2 separate regions of the Homo sapiens genome follow, and region 2 is linked to region 1. The links are chromatin loops, found by intact Hi-C in ENCODE. Cell type or tissue: OCI-LY7. All regions are shown on one strand. Links, peaks and the distances in the headings refer to the core of each region. The heading gives the core; the rest is flanking DNA.

What was found. Peaks named below come from ENCODE experiments on the same cell type or tissue, not always from the same donor. Only the 100,000 strongest peaks of a DNase experiment are listed, where the experiment ranks them.
Region 2: a loop joins it to region 1, with 14 times the contacts of the local background. A loop is called at or near these places in 2 of 110 quality-filtered maps.

Annotation. Positions count from the first base shown.
Region 1 is chr6:88,610,782-88,619,733 of GRCh38, reverse strand. It overlaps RNGTT (RNA guanylyltransferase and 5'-phosphatase), which reads left to right. Exons shown (of 16, transcript NM_003800.5): 15 at 5,339-5,462; 16 at 6,852-8,952. The coding sequence ends at 7,015. Among named protein-coding and RNA genes, the nearest start is that of RNGTT, 350 kb to the left of the region's middle. In OCI-LY7, for the core only: no CTCF peak of the experiment used is centred there; DNase peaks (open chromatin) are centred at 3,193, 5,173, 6,913, 7,783 and 2 weaker places; H3K4me3 peaks cover 6,488 bases; H3K27ac peaks cover 8,000 bases.
Region 2 is chr6:87,875,526-87,884,477 of GRCh38, reverse strand. The region is part of intron 2 of LOC101928911 (a long non-coding RNA gene); the gene reads right to left. Among named protein-coding and RNA genes, the nearest start is that of SPACA1, 170 kb to the left of the region's middle. In OCI-LY7, for the core only: no CTCF peak of the experiment used is centred there; DNase peaks (open chromatin) are centred at 2,267, 2,767 and 4,777; H3K4me3 peaks cover 3,439 bases; H3K27ac peaks cover 6,525 bases.

The DNA.
Region 1 (8,952 bases), core at 233-8,232:
TAGAAGTAGATTTTGAATTATCAAAAGGTAGAATTATAACTTCAGAAAAGAAAAAAATGGTCAATTTAGTTTAACTCTATGTACAAAAATTTATTTATAGTCTCATATATTCATTCCACACCCCCGTTCTTCTTTCCTTCTTTCTCCCTCTGTCCTTCTTCTTAATAATAATTTTTAATTCTGACCAAAATAAGTTGTGGCAGTACTTTCTTAGCATAACCTGGACTGTTGAAGAGTAATTCTGTTCTTTAAAAAAATCCCCAATGGGCTGGGTGCAGTGGCTCACCCATGTAATCCCAGCACTTTGGGAGGCCAAGGCCAGAGGATTGCTTAAGCCCAGGAGTTTGAGACCATCCTGAACAACATGGGGATACCCCATCTCTACAAAAAAAATTGCAATATTAGCCAGGTGTGGTAGTGCACAACTGTGGTCTCAACTGCTTGGGAGGCTGAGGCGGGAGGATGACTTGAGCCAAGGAAGTTGAGGCTGCAGTGAGCTGTGACCGCACCACTGCACTCCAACCTGGGTGACAGACTGAGACTTTGTCTCAGAAAAAAAAAAAGAAAAATCTGTGGTAGGGAGCCCCATGGAGAAAAGGTGGAAGCAAGATAAAAAGACATGGAAGCCAACCTGAGAGTTTTCAGTGGCCAAAACTAGAACAATTTGAGCAATGAAATAAGTGACGAGTATTTTATTATAAACCAAATAATAAAATAAATATCCATGAGTCCATACCAATACAGATAAGCAATTAAATGAATAAATAGGGGAGAAGGGACAAATCTTTCTTATGGAAGAACTCTAGATAATAGATGTAGAAGGAATGGAGGATACAGAAAAATCCCATTAGAACACCGCAGGAATAATTGCTCAGGCAAGAGTTACAGATGAATGCCAAAATTAATAAGTGAAACTTTTCTTTGAGCTGCTAATTTAAAATCTTGAGAAGTACTAGATCCGTTTTCATCTGATAGTTTCTTAACCCCAGATTATTTATAGATTCAAATAGTATAAAAGTGTGGTATGCAATCAGATGGATACAGGCAACAAATTTTTTTCAACATAAAATATATGGTGTGTTGCTCTGTTTTTTTCAGAAACAGTAAAACCTCATCAGTTCAATGTAATTTGGGGTACAGATGTGAAATCTTGTTTTATAAATATTTTATTCTTTTTACTTTCAAGGTCTCATTAACTCAAACTAGGATAACAGTTGATTAGAAGACCTGATGGGGTCCTGTTTTAGTAAATAATAATATGTAATTGGCTGAGGATGATTATTGTCATAGTAACAAATTAGATCTAAAATTAAACTCCTCTCCCTTATACCGGTCATTCTTTTGATCCGACCATTATTGGAAACTGTTTTTAGTTTGTATACATGTGGGAGATATTATTTTTATTAGTTAAATATATTTTACCACCTAACCAAATGAGTAACTTGTAGTGCATCTATCTTGGGACTATAACTGGTGTGATCAATGAAGAATGATGTATTGTTCTTAAATACGGAAATACGTTTAGGTTAGTAGTGGCAGGTACGTGCATTTTCTGGAAAGCTCTGTTTACCAGATTTTTAGTGGCCAAGGAGATACACAGATAGTTAATAGTACTGCTTAATTGTTACAGTCAGATTGAGTAACATAATTTATAGCAATTCTGAAACTGAGAACACAAGAATGATAAGCTATATGATAAAGACCACAGTTGCTAGTCAGCAAAAGTGCAGACTACACATTGTTGACTAGCAAGCCATTCTTGTAAAGTACATATGATAAAATTTTCTTGACAGCTGTTTTCAAAGTCAGCCTTCCTATGTCATCATGGTTCCTTTAGTAAATTTACTTCTAAGGTTTTTTTTTTTTAATTAAGCAGTGTTTCTTGCTGAAAGAAATCAAAGAAGATACAAATAAATAGAAAGACATTGGTGCTTGTGGATTGGAAGACTTAATATTGTTAAAACATCTATACTACTAAAATGCATTCCACCCCTATCAAAATCCCAATAGTATTTTTTGCAGAAATTAAAAAACTATCTTAAAATTCATACAGAATCTCAATAGACCCCAAAAGGCCAAAACAATCTTGAGAAAGAACAAAGTTGGAGGCCTCACACTTCCTGATTTCAAAACATACTTCAAAGCATCTAATTTAGATGGCATACTTAATTACTGGCATAAAGATAGAGATACAAATCAATGGAGCAGAATAGAGAGCCCAGAAATAAATCATTGCATATATGGCCAAATGATTTGCCACAAGGGCGCCAATACTACACAATGGGAAGGGACAATCAATATCTTCAACTAACAGTGTTGGGAAAGCAATATCCACATGCAAAAGAATGAAGTTGAACCCCTACCTTACACCATATACAAAAATTAACACAAAAATAAAGACCAAAACATAAGACCTTAAACTATTAAACTTGTAAAAGATAACATAGGAGAAATCTTTTTTTTGGAGATGGAGTCTCCCTCTCTTGCCCAGGCTGGAGTGCAGTGGCACGATCTCAGCTCACTGCAAGCTCCGCCTCCCAGGTTCATGCCATTATCCTGCCTCAGCCTCCCGAGTAGCTGGGACTGCAGGCACCTGCCACCACGCCCGGCTAATCTTTTTGTATTTTTAGTAGAGACAGGGTTTCACTGTGTTAGCCAGGATGGTCTCGATCTGACCTCATGATCTGCCCACCTCGGCCTCCCAAAGTGCTGGGATTACAGGCGTGAGCCACTGTGCCCGGCCAGGACAAATCTTTAGGACATTGGATTAGGCAATGATTTCTTGTGTGCAACACCAAAATCATAGGCAACAAAATAAAAAATAGACAAAGAGGACTACATCAAAGTTAAAAACTTATGTACATCAAAGGAATCAATCAGCAGTGTGAAAAGGCAGCCTACAGAATGGGAGAAAATAATTGCAAATTGTACATCTGATAAGAAGTTAATGTCCAGAATATATAAGGAACTCCTACATCTCAACAACAATAAACAACCCAATTAAAAAAATTGACAAAGTTTCTTGTATACTGAAGAAAGTATACTGAAGAAAGTATACAGCCAATAAGCACATGGAAAGATTCTCAGTCATTAGTGAAATGCAAATCAAGACCACAATGAGATAGCACCTGACACCATCAGGATGGCCACTATGAAAGAACAAAAAGTTTAAATTAGAGCACAGTAAACAATGGGCGTCAATTTTTTTTAAAAAAAAAAGGAACAAAAACTAACAGGTGTTAAGGATGTGACATTGGAACCCTTGCATACTGTTAGTGAGAATGTAAATTGATGCAGCCATTATGGAAAACAAAGGGGTCCTCAAAAGATTAAAAATAAAATTATGATCCAGTGATACTGCCTCTGGGTGTATAGCCAAAATAATTTAAAACCGGATCTCAAAGAGATATTTTCACACCCACGTTCTTTGCAACATTATCCAAAATAGCCAAGAGGTAGAAGCAGCCCACGTGTCCATTGACAGATGAATGGCTAAAGAAAATGTGGTGTATACATACAGTGGAATATTATTCTACCTTTAAAAAGAAAGAATTTCTGTCACATGCTACAACATGAATAAACCTCAAGGACATTATGCTAAGTGAAACAAGCCAATCACAAAAGGACAAATAGTGTGTGATTCTGTTAATACTCGTATGAAGTATCTAAAGTAGTCAAAATCATAGAAACAGAAAGTAGAAAGGCAGTTATCAAGGTCTGGGTAGAGGGGAAGGGGGGCAATTAGTGTTTAGGGAGTATAGCATTTCAGTGTTGCAAGATGGAAAAGTTCTAGACATACACTTAGCATTGCTGAACTGTACACTTAAAAATGGTTAAGATGGAAAATTCAATGTTTTTTTACCACAGATTTTAAAAAGCAATGTTTCATTGCCTAATTTTATATTTGGTTAACAATTTTACTGATTGTTCTATGTCCCAGGCACTTTCAATTATTATTCTTTCAGTGACCCAGTAAATTAGGAACTTGTTCCCCATTTTAGAAATTAGGAAATAGACACTGAAAGGTTTAGAAACTTATTTCTGTTAGACCTTACATGTGGTATAGCAAAACTGTGTTTACCTAACTGAATGAGTTGTCCAATACTTGCATATACACAGTGTTTCCAAAATAAAAGAATGGGTCCCTAGAAAGCAAGGCAAGAGAATTGAGACTAAAATAATGAATATTTGAGGATAAATTTGGCAAGTTTGCTACTTGGAATATCACTTTTTTGGGCATGTCTAGTTCCAAAACCACTGAGTGTATTGCACCTGTTGGATTTGTTGAAAATGCAGATGGTACAATCAAATGTAAAGGGAAAGGAATATAGTTTGAAAGTTTTTATGAAGACATGTGCTGCCTAATCTGCGAATTGAAAGCATCTTTTAAAAACTTACTTCTCGTCATATTCCTAGGTGGTAGTGAATATGTGGGTAGAAAAATGAGAATGTTTCAGATAATGCTAATGAAGTTAAATGATTGCAGTCTACCATATTGTGAGGAAAAGTTGTTAGCCATGAAAGATGAGGACAGAATTAAAATATTACCATGACTGGCATTTGATTTGAAAACTACAAAGATAAGCTTAGGTTCCTATTTATGAAAACCATTCTCACAGCCCAGTGAAATATCTTTTAAAAGGTTCGTAGTTACCATGGATACTTGTTAGCTTTGATAGAGTATCCATATTCAGTCATCTGAGGTGAAGAAGCCAAAAAACCCATCAACTAATGTCACAAATAGCTTCATCTGTAAATTTGTACTAGTTTGGGGATGGAAAGGCTAAGTTTCCTGAAGATTAGATTGTTGGTTAATTGTCACTGCTTGGAAAGCAAAATATTTAGGATGTACATTGCCTGAATTTGATCCTAGTATTCACTATTGATATGTAACTTTTTCATTTAACTAGTACACGGCATTTCTTAGATTTTAACATAGGAATTTAGATGGTTAGACCTTTCTGAAAGTTGATGAAACCTAGGCAGTATACTCAATTTCTGAAAGCCGTAGAGACACAGACAATATTGAAGGTATTGGTCCCCATGGTAACATATTTGCATTTGGCCCAGCATGGCTGGTTTCTGCCTAGCTTCTTTTAATTGCTATATATTGACAGCCATTTTCACAATTATTTATAAAATGTCGGATAAGTGAGCATGTGTACAAGGGAGTGCACACCATACCTTAAGCTTGATTAGATACTTCAGATGACAAAGAGCTCTCTGCATGAAGAGTTACTGAGGTATTTTTATCATTTCCTAATGTGCCTGTCACATAGTAGAAGCAAAAAGCCTTTCAAGTTATTTAAATATTTTCCTCAATTCTCTTTCAAAACAGGTGACAAAAGAGCTGAAACAGTATGACAACAAAATTATAGAATGCAAATTTGAGAACAACAGCTGGGTCTTCATGAGACAGAGAACAGACAAAAGTTTTCCTAATGCCTACAACACTGCCATGGGTGAGTATGACAACTTACCAGTGCTTATTATATTTAAAACAAAAATTAAGGTGTTAGACCCAAAGTGTGCTGCCTTTGTTGTTTTGCTTAATGGGGCATAGTCATTTGGACTTCATCCTTGTTTGATGGGAAAGATACGTCAAGTCTGTATTCTGTTTGGCTCCAGTTGGCTTGTAGGTTCTACTCTCTAAACTGGTGATCTTGTGCCCATGCACCCAAAAGAGAAGTTTAAAGGGCAGGATACTGGGCTGTATACAAGTTGAATTTATTGAACAACAACAACAACAGAAACCATGATAATTTCAGATCTATTCAAAACTATAAAAACCATTGTTTGCCAGATGGTAAAAGACAAAATTATCAGGGGAAAATGTAATTTCCAGCTCTTAAAATAGCTTTATAAACAATGGAGAACAAAGTAAACGAAAACCATTTAAAAAGACAAAATCTGCTATGCTATTCTTCAGAGTGTTCTTTGGGTACAATATGAATGCTTTGGGAATTCAGAATAGTAAGTTTCTTTCATGGGGAACAACACAAATTAATTGAAGTTTATAAGGTATACCACTACCAGTAGCAGTTGTTGTTCTGGATTGCATTTTTAGTGGAGTTGAAAAAAGGTAAAAACCAAGATAACAGGTTAATCAAACTTTACTTTTAGAATGTGCAGTTGATGAGGAGGATGATGATGATGATATGATAAGCTAATGAGAAAATATTGAAATTGCCAATTTCAGCTTTGCAGTTTAAAAGTTACTGTTGTACATTTAGGAGTTCTCATTGGAACTAGCATCCATGTTCAGACAAGATGAGTTAATTTCAAAAGTCAGGATGATTAAGCCAATGTCTTTTCTTCTAAGACCAAATAGGTAAATAAAATGAAAAGGACTGGCACTAAATTTTGATAAGAGAAGATAATATGGTCTGCTAGCTACAATGAAACCACCTATTCAACAGGAATGGTGGCTGGTGCCATGTTTTATGTTTCGTAGAGTAGACTTCTTTCTGAGAGAAAGATTGAAGGACTATAGTGCACGTTTTCTGTAGAAGTTTTAGTTGAATACAGACTATGGTGCAATGTGTTGTGTTAGATTAAAATCCCATAAAAACTGGTTTGGGAGGGATAGAAAACCGTGGGGAAGACATGCTTATAGCCCAAACATTTAAAGTTTTGGTTTAAAATTAATACTGCAGTAAAGAGTAGCCATTAGACAAGCACATATTTTGGGTGTAGGGTAGGGAGGAGATAGTTCAATGTGAAGCACATCACTCAAATGGGTAAAATGGAAAGTATTTAGTATATTGGGATGAAAACCTTTCTCATAAGCCTGTGGTGAGTCAGCTGCCTTAATTAACCCTCACATGAGACCTGTCTCCCTTTGTCCACAGCTGTGTGTAACAGCATCTCAAACCCTGTCACCAAGGAGATGCTGTTTGAGTTCATCGACAGATGTACTGCAGCTTCTCAAGGACAGAAGCGAAAACATCATCTGGACCCTGACACGGAGCTCATGCCACCACCACCTCCCAAAAGACCACGCCCTTTAACCTAAGACCTGCCTGTGACTTGAGGGTTAAGAAGAAAGAGGAATGAGGAAAAAACGCTGTTGCCCATTTTTGTAGCCAGAGAAATTGAAAAACGACTGTGGCTTGATGTTGATACACATTTGAATTTTTTTTAAAAAAAGAAAGTTATCGTAGCCAGCCTGTAAATACTTGATGCATTCGTTTCCTCAGTGCTGCAATACATCGTGGACTTAAACATCTTATTTATCTGATAAACTCAGCCTTACCTTGTGGAATCTGAAGATTGAAATATCCAAAGGTTTAAACAAGATGGAAATCAATGAAAAAGAGGCCTTGTTTATATATGGGTAGCTTCACATTTAATTTATAAAGTTAACAATCTGGAAACTGTGAGCCCATAAAACAGTATTTTTTAGAAGTTGTGTTACAACTGTAGCAAATTTTCCTTTTAAAAAATCCAGGCAATGGCATTAAACATTCTTGCTATCATTTACCATGGATTTCCTACATTTCTGAGATCCCTGTATTCAAAAACAAATGACAGGGTTGTTAAGTTGTACTATATTAAACAACTTGGTCTGGTTTATATCATTTTAACAAGTTTTTTGGAAATGTAAAAGAAAAAAGTAAAGCTCCATTTTTGTGAATTGCATTGTTTCTAAAGGAAGTATTTTGAGTATTTTCATCTGTTTGTATTGTTTCGACTATGATATCAGATATCCAGTGTGTCCATTCTGGCAGTGGTTTTGAGTTACTTCATGGAACTTGGACATACACCACCAGGTCCTTTATGTGTTGTTCTCCTGGGAGACTTCTTTTTTTAAATGCCAGGGCTACTTCTGCTTTACCTCAGTGGTATCAGCACATTGTAAATTACGTTAAAACACACAACTCACTGTGATCTATGGGAGTGATATCAAATACAAACGATGTTGTGTTCCTTCTCTCGAACAAAACAGCAAAGGGAATGCCAGCTAACTTCTTTGATTAGAAGGTAATGTCATGGAATAGAATGCTGTCACCAGAAAATGCTCTCCCACTGCTAGATAAATGCAGAGGCAAAGTGTAGACATCTGTAGGAACTAAATATCAAGGAAATCAAGACATTTATTTTCAAAGCGAGAATTCTATCTACATTCTATTCTGCGGATGTTATTTCTGTTATACATCTGAATTTTAAAATGTTTACTGATAGATAATGGATTTAAAGGGCGGCTAATTGATTGTCTGCCATTGTTGATAAACTGTTCTAATTGGTTTGTGAAAGAACTCTGAGAATTAGCTAAATGGAGGCTAGTGTATTTATTTTTAGAGGTACATGTTTTAAGTAAATGTATTTAAAACAAATTTTCATGGTCTGAATTGTATATGTAAATGCATATCTGTGTAAGTATATGCAAGTGTATATTCTTCTACTGATTCAGTCAGACACGAAATCCAACTGAATTACCCGGTAGACTGAATATCTGACGGGATTTCTATATGGACATAGCACAGATGAACCAAAAATGTATTTATATTCACCTGAGTTTTAATGTTTTTAAACAAAGTTTTCTCCTGCAGTGCTTTTCTATATGAAATAGTTGAGTCAAGCTTGGGCTTTTTTCTTCGTTGTTCCCAAGTCATGTAATGTATAGTGAATTTATCCAAAACGCCATTGTAACGTTTTTTACTAGAGTGTTTTTGCACATTTGGGCGCTAAAGGGATTAAAACAACTGATGCCACAATGACTATTGAAGGAGGGAAAATTCTCAAGGTTCCATAGTATCTTTTACAAAATGGATTAAAAAAAAAATGCCTATGCAACTTCAAATAGTCTGATGCCTGCTTCCCCAGGACGAGTGACTCTTCCACGGTGTGCTGCTTTCCCTCCGAGCCTGTGGAAAGGCAGAGCCCTTTTGCAGATACGAAAGCAAGCTTTTGCCAATGATCTTTAATGGAGTTAAAATGTTTATGGTAATT
Region 2 (8,952 bases), core at 403-8,402, 740 kb after region 1:
CTTTGGCCTCATCTGGTAAATACCCTACCATGGGCTTGTTATACAACAGTTCCCTCCATATCTTACTCTTCCACTAGAGTTTGAGTGTCTCTCCCACTGGACTTTGAGCTCTTCAGGGACAGGTCAATAGTTTACTTCTTTATGTTGACAACATGTAGTTGGTCTTTGATAAATGGTTGATGGATGAATGAAAGAATGAATGAATGAGCAGGTATGGAGGGAAGGAGCATGGGCTCAATTTGGAAGGGAGATGAAGGACACTCACTGGTATTTTTCAGTAGGAAGGAAAGTAGCATCTCAATTAGTAGCAGCGTTTGCAAATCAAAGCATGTCTTTTTTTCACCTACAATGAGAAGGGCACTGAGACTTACACAATCACCATTAGAAACTCAAGTAGCCAAAAGCCTGTGGGGTCAAAGAGTATAAGAGAAAGGCCCCAGTGAACACTATGTGCTGGCCCTTAGGAACACTTATGAGAGGAAGTGATGGCCAATATCCAGGTCATTTACATAAGGTTTTAGACAACTAGTAGAACTCTTCAGTCACTTGAAGACTCACAGCGCCGTGTAGAAAGGAATGAGTGTGCGTTCTATTAAGAGTGAGAATTAAGAGGGATGTCATCCTGAGCTTAAGAGGTGCCTTTCTTTCCAGCCAGTCATATTGTATCAGGGGTGTATTCATTTGCTAGCGCTGCCTTTGTGGTACCACAGACTGGGTAGCTTAAACAACAGAAACGTATTGTCTCACAGTTCTAGAAGCTGAATGCCCAAAATCAAGATGTCAATAGGGTTGGTTCACTCTGAGGCTATAAGGAAGACGGGTTCCACACCTGTCTCCTAGCTTCTGGATTTGCTGGCAGTCTCATTGGCTTCTGCTGCCACACCCTAAGCTCTGCCTTCATCTTCACATGGCATTCTCTCTGGGTGTGTATGTGAGTCCAGATTTTTCCTTTTTATAAGGACACTAGTCATATTGGATTAAAGGCACATCCTACTGTGGTATGACCTCATCCTAACATATCTAGTTATAATTGTAATGACTCTATTTCCAAATAAGGTCATATTCCAAGGTATTGGGGGTTAGGGCTTCAACGTATGAAGTTTTGAGGGGATATAATTCACCTACCAAGGGGTTAGGTGGTGTCCATTCCAGAAGATTCTGTTCTCCCAGCATCTTGGGACAATTTATGAGGAACCCACGAGGACAAGAGCTGTGATACTGATGGCTCAGGAAGAGAAGGGCTAGGAGATTCCTAGCAAGCACTATCAATGCACCACTGTGCAAGGGCCTTTAGAAAGCAGACACTGGAAAGGACAAACTATAAAAGGAGGAGACAAAGGGTCTTTAGGACGAGACCCACCTCCTAATGGCTGTTTTGGCAGGTTGTAGAAGACTAACACCAGCAAGCCCTGAAGGATAAAATTGCCACCAGAATTGAGGGTCCCGGGATTGGGAAGGCATTTTGCCAACTGGTTTACCAAAGTCCCAAGGTGTTGATGAATCACTAAAATTAAAGTCCTATATAATTATTTGTATCCAAACTCCAGTTATGTTTAAAAAACAGATTTTTTTTAGAGAGAGAAAGAAAAGAATTTGACAAAATACTGTAGTCTCTCTGCCTTAATTTATAGAAGAAACTCAGAGGGGCCATATATGCTATGATTTAGAAAAAAGAACACCAGATGGAGAAGGAGGAGGACTCTGTTAAGTCCATGTTCTGATGCTAACTAAAGGACCTTAGGCAAACCACTTCATCCCTCTGAACCATACTGTGCTTATCTTAAAATGCCATACGTCTTTCACAGGATGGTCAATTGATTAAGGAGGTAATGGATGTGAAAATATCACTCAACTCTAAGAAATGCTTCTGAAACCAGCCCAATTGTCCCAGAGAACTGATGTTTATGGTTTCTTTGAATAAACGTACAAATTGATCCTCCCAGTCTTAAAATTTGAGAAAGTTATATTTGTCTTCTATGAGTTCCTTTCTCAGAAAGCCAACCATCAGGACTCCCAGATAGTATCAAGGAGCTGAAACTTACTAGATCACTGTATCTGGACAATGAGACACCATATTTCTCACCAATCATGATTGCCTAACTGACCACCTGCTTCCTGTTGACCAAATTCTCTTCTTTACCCCTCCCTAATTCCTGTTTTCCCACACATTTCTCCCCTGCTATATAAGCCCCTAATTTTAGTCAGTCAGGGAGATGGATTTGAGACTCATTTTCCATCTCCTCTGCTACAGCACCTGATTAAAGCCTTCTTCCCTGGCAATACTCATTGTCTCAGTGATTGATTTTCTGTGCAGTGAGCAGCAGGACCTAGACCAGACCCCTGGTGTTTTGGTAACAGTTCTATGAATTCTTAAGTGCAATGATCAGATTCTATTCCTTTTTAAGTCTATAGTAACTAGCACATAGTAGGTGTTCAGCAAATATTTGTTCAGTAGTTGTGAATGAATGAATGAATTCAATCTAGTCCTTACTTGTATTCAGAAAACAGTGTCCAGATCTCAACTCTGAATACCAACTTCCTGAGGCCTTGAAGATGTCCTGATTTACAATCAGGCAATTCCAGAATCATAGGGACAATAGGTTTTCTGAAGGCAGCATCTCAATCATCCTAAAGAAACTATCTTGCTATGGTTGCTGCTTGCGTTCTAAGCAGCCTATTGGAAAGACTACATCCTCTGGCAAAATTCAGCAGAGTTCTCTGAACATCAGCCTCTCAGGACTTGAGAAAGTCTCCCCTGGGTATTGACTGCACATCTGTTACACTCCTCAAAAAGTAAACAAGTAAACCCAGAAAACAAATTCGTTACAGCCAGCATAATCTCCAGCAGTTATTCTTCTGGAGCCCTGTGGCCATGTGGGAGATCTTTGTGCACGTTATTATAACCGGTGTTATTACTGTATATTGCAAGCTCTAACATGGGGATTTTTTCTGTGTCTGGTGACTCACTCTTTTTCTTAGTACCAACTACATTGCTTCTTTGTAGATTGATCAAAATGTCCACATAAGATTTCTTACTTTAGTACCTAACCAATAGTTGGGGGCTGGGAAAAGGAGAGTTAATTTCAAGGCAAACAGGAGAAACTGGCCTGATTGTAACACTTATTGAAACATCCAAATAGTACATTGTAAAGGGACATTTTAAGGGAAATTGTGATAAAGTGGTACTCACCACTCTGAATCTGTGGCTTCAGTCATTAGAATGATTGGACTATGATGTTTTATCCTAACAAGTGATATTTAGGAGCTCATTAGATCCTGGAGGGATGTACTTTACAGCATTTAAATAAACCTAAGTTATTGGACCCTAAAGAGCATAATTGATCATCATTTTTTATTTGATCAAAATGGTTTGCAATTATTCCTGCTGGGAGATTTATCTATTTGCATCTTGCAGTCAGTTTTAGAATTTTATCCCTCTGATCTTGCCATAATATCATGATTAATTGATTGATTCCAGGGTTCAAGAGTCAATAAACCCAGTATTTGTTATTATTTATTATTAAACTGTCCCCAGTGTGCCAGTTGGCATTCAGAGGCTAAAGAAAATACAATTCAGCTCTCACAGCTTCTTAAAGAATTGATTATGCAAGGGGAAAAAAAAGAAGAAAAGAACTCTTTTTGTTCCATCGTGTGAATACCAAATGGGGAAAAAAATAATGAAAAAAATGCATTCTGTATGTATATTAGCCATTATTTACATGCTCTGAAAATCTGGATTGTTGCTCACTTTTAATTTTTTGGTTTCCACCTACTTATATGCATCCATATCTGTATTTGAACCTGCATCTAAGATGAAACTTCCCACTGTACTTATTCCTCACATTGTAAAAACAATTTTACTTGAGCACTGTTTAAGAAACACACAGGCTTGGAAGAAAATGCACAATAAAATTGTCCTGAGCTAAGAAGAATAAAAAATATGTAAGTCCAGGGATATTGATTGTGTCCTGGTGCCCTGGGTGCTTTACTTAGATTAGGACTAAGGCTTCCTTCACCTGAATAAACACTTCTTCACAAGATGGATTTAGCAGTAGCAAAGAATGGGTCACTGAACCCAAGAAAATATAACCATTTCTTGACACCCAGATTTGCTGTCAGACCCCTGGGCAAGTAAAAATAAGACCAAATTGGCCAAATGGGAGGTATCGCAGTAAATAAATGTTACCAAATTTATGCTGTAATTCTCAAATTACGCATTTTAAAATAAACTATCACTAAAACACAGAGCCTAAAAGGGGGTGATTTACATATAAATAATATCATGCTTGGGTATTATAGCCTCCATCAATGATTAACACAAAGCCAGGATGATTATTTGGTGGCTATTTTACAATAAATAAAGATGTAGAAAGCTTAGTGAATTCTTCCCAACACTGCTAAAATGAAGTCAGTATTAACACTGAGATGTAGCTATCCTAACGAAAAATTTCCAGGAAAGTGTCTCTTCCTAGGCCACATTTTTACCCAAAAACTATACATTCTGTATAATTTGAAGTCAAATTGTACAGAATGCTGTTACAAAAATATGCTACTCTCACTTGAAGCTCCAGGAGAGATGTTTGCATAATCCAAAAAAGGAATTCATCACCAAAAGCCCAATAAAAACCCAAAGGTGTAAGGATGCTACTGAGCTAAGATTGATGGTATGTCCTAAAAGCACCAGCTGTGTAAAATATGAAACCATCCACTATGCTGACGTCCCGAAGGAGCCTGATGAGAGGCACATGCAATACCACATGTCCTGCATGACAGGCGAGACAACAATGGTCGACCAGATGTTCTTTTCCTTCTCATTTGCATGGTTAGGACATATGGTAACTGGGAAGAATGAAGTCATCACTTAAGAAGTGATATGAATAGCTTGAAATATAATTGTTTCAAATCATAGACCCCACACCTGTCACGGATTAATGATGTTTGAACCTCTAAAAGTAAACATGTTAAGTATAACCTAAACACCTCATGTCATGCGGTGTTTTTTTAATGCCTTACCACACATTTGCAATCCCTAAAATAAATCATACCTCTTTGGATAGTTTTAGATTGCTAAGTTTTATCTGGAGAAAAGGTTTGGTTTCCTTACACATGTTAAACTTGGGAGTATTTCAACACTTGCAATAGCAATATTTGGATGTCAGTAAGATCTAGATTTCAACACCAATGGATGATTTGGTATATAAAACATCTGGTGTGTTTGTGAGAGAGTATCAGATTTAAATCAGTGATAGCCACAGTCCTTCTCGTTACATAAGCCCTTTAGTAGTAAGTTTAGTTTCTGGTCTCTGTACCTAATGCCTAAAGTAAGACAAACATATATTTTTAAAGGTTGCCTTAAGTAAAATAACAGCAAAGAAGAAAGCAAAATTGCTTGCCATTTTGAGAACATGAGCACCCAGACAACCCAGCTCCAACTTATTGCAGCCGATCTCATACTCAGGAATATTGAGGACAAAATTTTGATAGTGATGGTGGAGCACAAATAAAACAAAAACCTTGAAATTTGACATGCCGAGAATTCCCAAGGAATACATAGAGTTGGGACTCTGTTTTCTTGGATTTGAAGAAGGCAAGAAAAACTCATTTATTCTTTCCTCTTGCAACATAATTGATTTCTATAATAGAAAAGGAAATTTTTGCCCCACCTATGGTCTTAATGCTTCTATTTTGACAGATCTCCTAAAAATCTAGTAATGTCAACATTCCTTGTGTATTTGAAGCAATACTACAAACAAGATATATTAAAGGAGTCTACCCTGCTGTAAAACATATTATAATTGATTTTTATGAAGCATCCCTTGGTCATCACACAGCAGTATTTTGGAGTCAGTATATGAACCACATCAAAGAAGAGAAATAAGGTTTGAAGTTTATTCTCATGTAAGATGTGGTTCCTAATAAGTAGAACTTCTGAGTTGAAATCATATCTCTTGTCCAATGAGGATGAGATTTTGGAAAGATAGACCAAGAGAGACACTCAGGGAAAATATGCAACAGTGTCTGTAAGAGAAACCATAGAGGAGAAAGAACTTAACTGTATCAGACATATCATAATTGAACGCTGTCAGATCAATCTCTGCTGGGAGCAGTCTTACACATTGCATATGTAATCTTCACTGTCTTTAAGTTAACACATAAATACGGACAATACGGGCAGAATTCTTGGGTCAAATCGATCCTGAAATCCAGTTGGATAGACCTACGAGACTGACCCTTCTATTTCATGGGCTTATCGACATAATTTTCCATGTCTAGGTATAGTTATGTCTAGACCAGAAGGCAACACCAATATCACAACAATGCTATGTCCAGCTGGCTCCAGGCAAAATTGTGAGTCGGTTGTGAGTTTGACCAAACACAATCACCATTTCAGTGTTCTGCTTTCCATTTTCAGTGTCTCCTCCAGTAATGGTCAGTGGTTTTTCTACCCCTCACCTCACCCCTCACCCCCAGGATGCCAGCTCATTATGCCCCTGGCAAAACAGTGCTGCCCACCCAGCCACACTGTCCCATGCTGTAGCTTTTTTGTACATGTTCTTTAATTGAAGAAATTTCCCTCTATTACTAATTTGCTGAGAGTGTTTTTAAAAAATCATGAATGGGTGTTGAATTTTGTCAAATGCTTTTTCCATGCTAACTGATATGATTACTTAATTTTTCTTCTTCAGCTAATTGAAGGGTGAATTACAATGACTTTTGAAAGTTGGAGCAGCCCTTAATTGCTTTTTAAACACCAATAGAAAAACAAAATTCTATTCAATGAGTATAATAAGTAATAAAACCCACCTCAACATTTTCTGACATGAGATAAAGATTGAAAACATTTATTGATGTCATCGTTTTAATGTGGAGAAGGCATAAAACCATTTGCATTTATAAAAACATAAAATAATATTGCTAGACATAAGGAATATTTTAATTCTTATGTGCAGTATGGAAGCTCTAGGATTCTTTACATTCTCTCTTTTTATAGAGAAAACCTCTAACTTCCTAGGCTGGAATATCAAGAGTGTAAAGTGGTATTTTTACTTTAAAAACCCACAGAAAATGTTTTTTTATTTTCAGCAGGAAATGGCTCACTTTGATGGAGCTACATCACTAACTTGTGATTGAAGAATATTACTTCTAAGACTTTTAAATCTTGTTGCATTTCCCAGCTAGATGCATAAAACAGGATCCTATTTGGTGTTTGTTCCACAAAACAGATAAAGTGGAGCCCGTATCTGGGTTGGTTCACAGGATTCAAGTCCCTTCTGTTGAACTAACACATGATGAAATATTAATAGGGGAATTCAAGGATATTAACATACCAGAGAGTATTTCTATTTTGTTTTCTTATATTTAACACTCTCACATGAAAGTTAAACTCTGAGTCAGGTGTTCAGGCATTGGACAGAAAGTCTGGAGATTTTGGTCAGTAGGCTGCATTTGGGGTCCCTCCTCAATATACTATGTGGTTGATTGCCTCCTTCAACTACATATAATGCTTTTCAGAGCCCTTGAGTAGCTGCTGTTGTTGTTGTTGTTGTTTAATTTTATCCTGAAGATTTAGTTGCAATCAGTGGGAGGGATGGGACATAGAGAGCTTATGCCACCATAGCAGAGCTGAAATTCTCAACAACTCACTTCATGATGAGTAAACTGAGGCCCAGAGAGATGAACAATGATGGCAGCAATTCCTCGTATTTGATGTAGACTTTATGGTTTACAAAGCACTTCCTCATATTACCCATTTCATGCTTACAATAATCTATTGTGAGGGTATAGTCTAATAATGCCACAGATTCCGGCAAGTTACAATTTATGCTACAAAATTATGACTGTGCTTAAAATTTCATTTTTATTTCTCTCTGCTGTTTTTCTGGATTTATACAAGTAATATAACCCAACAGACAATGTAGGAGGACAGGGATTTGCAGCATTAGAACATAAATCTGCAATTAAATAGAAAAATTTTGAGAGGTCTCAAACTGAGACCAAAAAAAACACTAGACACAGATGATACTTTCCTTGAAGTGCCCAAGGGTGATGGAGGGGATGAACCCAAAAGTCATACTAAGATGAGCTGCACTGATGTGAAAGAAAAGGAATTTGGATCAAAACAAGTAGAAAGTTTTGAGCTGAACCCCCTCATCCATATGCTCCACACACCAACGTAGAGGAAGCCAGGATATCAGGGAGAAGGGGGCTCTTTGCCATTTGTAAAAAGATTCTGTTTTTTAGCTTTACTCATGATGCCTTCCATTTTCATCCCACCTTTGTTTCTTCCAGAGCATTCTCACATGTCCAATCTTATTTCAGCCACATAGCAACATGAGATTGGCAAGACAGACACTTGCTTTACTGTATACAGATTCTTACTGCTGCCTTTACAAATGAGAAACTGAAGCCCAGTGCATTTGAGTGCCTTACTCAAGGTCACACAGCTGGTTTGGAAATGAGCAGGAGCTTGGACTCTCACATAACATGAGTCAGGCAAGGTCTTCAACATGCAGTAAAGCAGGTTAAACACTCCAGATTGACACATACATGACTGTGTCCTAAACTCCATCAACTGACAGGAAAGGAATTTAAAAGATTTTAGCCCACAAGAGAAATGACCTGTTGGGGAGATATTAGCAGAGCAGAAATTTCAACAAACGTTTGAAAAATGGCAAAGGAATGGAAGTATGGTTTTGATTCAGCAAGGAGGAGACACATCCAGGTTGCTAAAAAAAAATAAATAAATAAAGTGGGGGAGAATACTAAAAAGAAATGAGACCACTTGCTGCACAGAACCACAGCAAATCCATTACATAGTGGCACAAGTTATCAGAAGAGGCAGGAGGGCATCTCAGAGCAGACAACCATGCATGGTCCCAAGCCCACACACAACCTGATTAGAATCTTCCATCATTCTCCCACTCCTTGCAACCAGCCAACTATACCTTCCCT